Linked DNA regions of Homo sapiens: region 1 is linked to region 2. A link is a loop called in an ENCODE intact Hi-C map of the cell type or tissue named here. Cell type or tissue: adrenal gland. All regions are shown on one strand. Each heading gives the region's core, and the rest is flanking DNA. Links, peaks and the distances in the headings are about the cores only. Region 1 overlaps CHSY1 (chondroitin sulfate synthase 1). Region 2 has its middle 6.3 kb from the start of CHSY1.

Region 1 (2,918 bases), core at 87-2,586, 74 kb before region 2:
ACAAATAATCAGAAATGGAAATGGCACCGGACACAGATAACACCACTGGGAGCTGAAGAACAATGCCTTCAGAAGTGGGAGGAGTGGAAAATTATTCTCAGTGTAGAATTCTCTTCCCAAACTATCCATCCAGTGAGAACAGCAAAAGATGTCAGATACTCAGGACTCAATTTTACCTTGCACTCATTCCTTCCCAGGAAGCTACTGAAGGATATGTTCCTCTAAAGCAAGGAAAGAAAGCTGTAAAGAAGATGACAGGATCCAGGAAACAAGACGCATGGGCCAGAATGACCATGCAAGGAGGCACCACACGGACAGCCCTGCAGCAGCTGCGGGAACACGTGCAAACGGGGGAGGGTGTGGGTGCCCACTGCCTCCATCTCCAGAGTCCAGCTCAGTGCTTGACACATCGAGTTCATAACAAGTGAGGTCTTTAAACAGAGCAAGTATGGAGAAATTGTTGAATGACATCCATACAGAAGGAAACAGCTGATGATGACAGACACGATATGTTACACATGGTAAACGGCATACAAGGATAAGGCTGGGCTCCTCTGGCCAGGATGTGTTTTAAAACGCAAAAATCAGCAGCATATTTAAAGAGAAAATATATACTACTCTGGAGAGATGATATAGTGGTCACCTTTTTTTTACTCCCTAGACCAAATGTGACTGCACACTTTATTCCTGGCCGTCCATACCCCACACAGGGAGGGCGGGCCCCCACGGGAGGCCTCTACATGACTGACTACTTCTCACACACCCACTAGGACAACACATCCCCACACATTTTCAGGAATCCATTTCACAAAGTGTTTTAGAAGCTGCCTACGGTTGTTACTTTCACAGAGTGTGTGTGCTAAGGGGGTGAACATGGAGAAAAGTATTGACTAAACAGGCTGGTAGAAGCTGTAAAACAGACTGAGGGTTTTAAACTACAGTGAAAGTTGCTGTAAGTACCTTCCGGCTAAACTCTACAAGTTTGAAATAAATGTGTTACATATATATATAATTTTTTTTTTTTTTTGAGACAGGGTCTCCTTCTGTCATCCAGGCTGGAGTGCAGTGGTGTGATCTCAGCTCACTGCAACCTCCACCTCCCAGGGAGCTGGAACTATAAGCATACACCACCACATACAGCTAATTTTTGTATTTTTTTGTAGAGATGGGGTTTCACCAGGTTGCCCAGGCTGGTCTTGAACTCCTGGGATCAAGCAATCTGCTTGCCTCGGCCTCCCAAAGCCCTGGGATTACAGACGTGAGCCACCCAGCCCGGCCATTTTCTTTTTTTAATGAAAAAGAAATCTGTTGTAAGATAAAAAGGTGTGTGTGAGTGGTGCACATGCACATGCTTGGGGGAGGGAGCACCTGAGAGAAAGTGAACTTAAAATAAAGCCAAGTCTACGCCCAGACTGGCTGGTGGCCCCTGCTCTGTCCCAGAGGAGTTACTTTTATTAATTTATTATTTATTAATGTTGCTACGGTATATAAACAATTCAGACAGAGAAGTTCCTACCTGACAGACTGGGTGGAACACATACCTGTAATGATCTTTAAAAAAATCTAAACTCACGTCAAGGAAATAGCTCTCCCTTTCTAAAAGAGGGTGATGCGGGTTTAAGCAACAGGTGAGCAGACACTCTGTCGCAGGTAAGGACGAGTACCTCCACCTTAACCAAGACCTGCCCAAATGGGCTTCGGGTGGTGCCCTTCAGCCAATTTCTGTACAAAGCCTTGTCATAAATGGCTTTGGTGTAGAGGTAGGGAAACATTTTCTTGTTACCCTCAGCGTGTGGAATGGGAGATGGAGAGGCAGAAATCAAATATGCTGTCTTTAGAGCTCTTTAAGAACAGGAAATGTGAAATATAATGCAAAGCAAAAATGTCAATGAGATATTAAAGCCAGGTTAGGAAAGAAATTCATACATCATCTGTGATTTCTGAATGGAGCAGGAAGGAAAACCTAGGGAAGCCCTGACGGGCCCCACCAGGCTCCAGGGCCATGGGACCTCCAGGCCAGCCCTTGCTCTGAGTGTGAACAACCTCCATGGAGCACCCTCCATCCTCCTTCCCTGTGAACACTCTCCATGGAGCACCCTCCATCCTCCTTCCCTGTGAACGCCCTCCATGGAGCACCCTCCATCCCCCTTCCCTGTGAACGCCCTCCATGGAGCACCCTCCATCCCCCTTCCCCGCCTTCCCAGGTAGCCCTCCCATGTGACCACATCAAGAGATCTCAGTGCTTCTGGATGGAATCTTTGCCTCTGTGGCAAGGCGGCCATTTGTACTGAACTTTTGAATCCCCTGCAATGTTCTCCTCGAAATATCTTTTTTTTTTTTTTTTTTTTTTAACCTCACCAAGTTTCCAGTTTCTCTGCTGTGATTTGGGTTTTCCCTACTTCCTACCTTTCATTTTTCTTTGAGGATGCGTATTTAAGAGGCATGCTGTGGGTGAGATGAAACTGAATCATTTTGCTCTAGGCACATCAAGGAGAAATGCTGGTCATTAAGCGTTTAACGCCTACATCTCCAACCATCTCCCTGCTTTCCCTCATATTATGGGCTACGTCACTGCTCACCACCAGAATGCCATTAAGTAGGAAACACGCAGGTAGCATTTAATTACTGAGCTCCAGGCAATTTCCTGCATTCAACAGGAAATTGTTGAAGTCCCTGACCCTTAAGTAGTATAGTCAGGCCAGGCATGGTGGCTCATGCCTGCAACCCCAGGAGTTCCAGACCAGTCTGGGCAACATGGTGAAACCTTGTCTCTACCAAAAAAAAAAAAAAAAAAAAAAAATAGCCAGGGGTGGTGGCACATGCCTGAGGTCCCAGCTACTTCAGAGGCTGAGGTGGGAGAATCAATTGAGTCTGGGAGGCGGAGGTTGCAGTGAGCCGAGATCGTGCCACTGCACTCC
Region 2 (2,918 bases), core at 145-2,644:
TGTGATAGTAAAAGATCAGACCCCAGTGTTCATGTATAGGGGAATGGATAAATACACAAAGGCGCACCCATCAGAGAATGAACTATTGTGCAGCTGTAAACCACAGCAAGGAGGCGCTCTCTCTACTGAAATGGCACAAAACAGAAAGCAGAAAGAATAAGAAGTTTGCTAGTGTTTTTATAACAAAACACTAGAGGGATGCACAAGAAATAAAAGTGATGGCCTAATGGGGGGTGGAGAAAATGAGGGCAGTTGAAGTGTGTGGGCAAGATTTCCCAATTGGGCACTGATAAATATCATTGATATCACTGATGTGTATATATATATATAATTTATATATATATATAGTATATGTGATATATATATATATATTTATGTATATATCACATATTCTTTTTTCTTTGAGACAGAGTCTCGCTCTGTCTCCAGACTGGAGTGCAGTGGCGCGATCTCAGTTTACTGCAACCTCCGCTTCCCAGTTCAAGCGAGTCTCCTGCCTCAGCCTCCCCAGTAGCTGGGACCACAGATGTGCACCACCACGCCCAGCTAATTTTTGTATTTTTAGTAGAGACAGGGTTTCACCATATTGGCCAGAATGGCCTCAATCTCTTGACCTCATGATCTGCCCATGTTTGCCTCCCAAAGTGCTGGGATCACAGGCGGGAGCCACCGTGCCTGGCCCTTTTTGTGGTTTTTAGACTAAGTTTTGTTCTTGTTGCCCAGGCTGGAGTGCAAAGGCGTGATCTTGGCTCACTGTAACCTCCGCCTCTTGGGTTCAAGTGATTCTCCTGCTTCAGCCTCCCAAGTAGCTGGGATTATAGGTGCCTGCCACCATGCCCGCCTAATTTTGTATTTTTAGTAGAGACGGGTTTTCATCATGTTGGCCAGGCTGGTCTTGAACTCCTGACCTGAGGTGATCCACCTGCCTTGGCCTCCCAAAGTGCTGGGATTACAGGTGTGAGCCACTGCGCCCGGCCATGATTTTTTTTTAAAGACAGGGTCTCTGTCACCCAGGCTGGAGTGCAATGGAGTCATCCTGGCTCAGGGCAACCTTGACCTCCCAGGCTCAAGCCAACCTCTCACCTCAGCCTCCCAAGTAGCTAGGACTACAGGCCTAACTTTTTTTTTTTTTTTTTTTTGAGATGGGGTCTCGCTCTGTTTCCCAGGCTGGTCAAGTGATCTTCCTGCCTTGGCCTCCTGGAGTGTTGGGATTACAGGTTCGTGAGCCACGGCACCCAGCCTTATTTCCCTTGTTTTATATGTGTTCCTCCTTGTACTTTATTCTCGGACCTTCCATAATATTAGAGCCTTGTGTCATGTCTTTTTTTAGCCTTTTAACATAGAAAAATAATTTTCAAAATTTCCTTGGATAGCGTATTGAATATAACAAAGGGCTGGAAGGGCAGTGCCACAACTTTGCGACAATGGCACCCTCTTGTGGTACACAGCTAATTCCTGCGAAGTGAGGATTTCTGTTTAACCTTGGACTTAAAGAACAATGGTCAGACATTTTACTTTATGGTTAATAATAACCTACTTCTAATTATCGCCTATTCCAGCATTTTCCAAGGTGATACCCTGGTTCTGGATTTGTGGTTCTCCAGCTGGTGACACTGTAACATGAGAGAAGTTGAATTAAAAGCTGTCGGCTGGAAACTCCCCCTAAACTCTGAGGGAAGTAGGTAGGTTTAGCAAGCACCCAAGATGATTCTGATACCCAGAGTGGTTTGAGAGCCACAGTCTCTGCTTTCATGTGAGAAATGGGTCAGTTATCTCCCAACAGATGCAAACTGTCAGCCAGCGTAAGTTACTGCGCATGGCTGTAGATGCTAGCTGAGAAGCTTTTGTCTTCCTGCATCTGCATGGGTATCTCAAGCTGCAGAGGAGCTCACCCAGGACAGCTTGTCCGCAGGTCCTTGCTGCCGAAGTCTGAGCCAAATAAGCACTATGTGGCTGTACAAAATCCGGAGTTGTCTGGGGTGCTCTTGGGCACACTGCCTCCCACAGCATCAAACATGCTCACAATGCAAAAGGTCATCAGAGTGCCTTCCCTCAGCCCGGCAAATCTTGTCCCATGGGGGCTGGTGGGCATAGAATCTGGGGCAGTGGGAGGAGGGGCCAGGGTTAAAGGTCAGAGAGGTTGTTTACATCACTGGGCTTTCATTAGCCCCCCAACACCAATGCAAAGGGAATGAGCCCCTCTTCCTCCCCATGAGGGGCTGCTGACCTCTTTGAGACTTCTGTTTTCTTTGCAATTCTCCTAAAACTGCAAACTTTTTTTTCTGTATTTTGAAAATTTTTGTGGATATGTAATAGTCATATATATTTATGGGTACATGTGATAATTTGATACAAACCTACAATGTGTAATGATCAAATCAGGGTAACTGGTCACTTCAAACATGTATCATTTCTTTGTGTTAGGAACATTCCAATTCTACTCTTCTAGTTACTTTGAAATACACAATAAATTATTAACTAAATCACCCTATTGTGCTACTGAACACTAGATCATATTCCTTCTAATCTATCTCTACTTTTGTACCCATTAATCATTCCCTCTTTATAATCCCTGGTAATCACCGTTCTATTCTCTATCTCCATGAGAAAAATGGTCTCACATATGAGTGCAATATTTGTCTTTCTGTGCCTGGCTTATTTCACTTAACATGTCCTTAGTAGTTCCATTTATGTTATTGCAAATGACAAGATTTTATTCTTTTTATGGCTGTGTAATATTCCATTGTGAATATGTACCACATTTTAAAATCCATTCATCCATTGATGGGCACTTTTTCTTTTTCTTTTTCTTTTTTTTTGGGGGGGAGACAGAGTCTCACTCTGTCACCCAGGCTGGAGTGCAGTGGCACAATTTCGGCTCACTGCAACCTCTGCCTCCCAGGTTCAAGTGATTCTCG

The links. Peaks named below come from ENCODE experiments on the same cell type or tissue, not always from the same donor. Only the 100,000 strongest peaks of a DNase experiment are listed, where the experiment ranks them.
Region 1: it touches region 2 in a loop (3-fold over the local background); 52 of 110 quality-filtered maps call a loop at or near these places.

What each region holds. Positions count from the first base shown.
Region 1 is chr15:101,183,372-101,186,289 of GRCh38, forward strand. The region is part of intron 2 of CHSY1 (chondroitin sulfate synthase 1); the gene reads right to left. Among named protein-coding and RNA genes, the nearest start is that of LRRK1-AS1, 33 kb to the left of the region's middle. In adrenal gland, for the core only: no CTCF peak of the experiment used is centred there; no DNase peak of the experiment used is centred there; H3K27ac peaks cover 815 bases.
Region 2 is chr15:101,256,890-101,259,807 of GRCh38, forward strand. No RefSeq gene overlaps it. Among named protein-coding and RNA genes, the nearest start is that of CHSY1, 6.3 kb to the left of the region's middle. In adrenal gland, for the core only: a CTCF peak has its summit at 1,425 (motif pointing left); no DNase peak of the experiment used is centred there.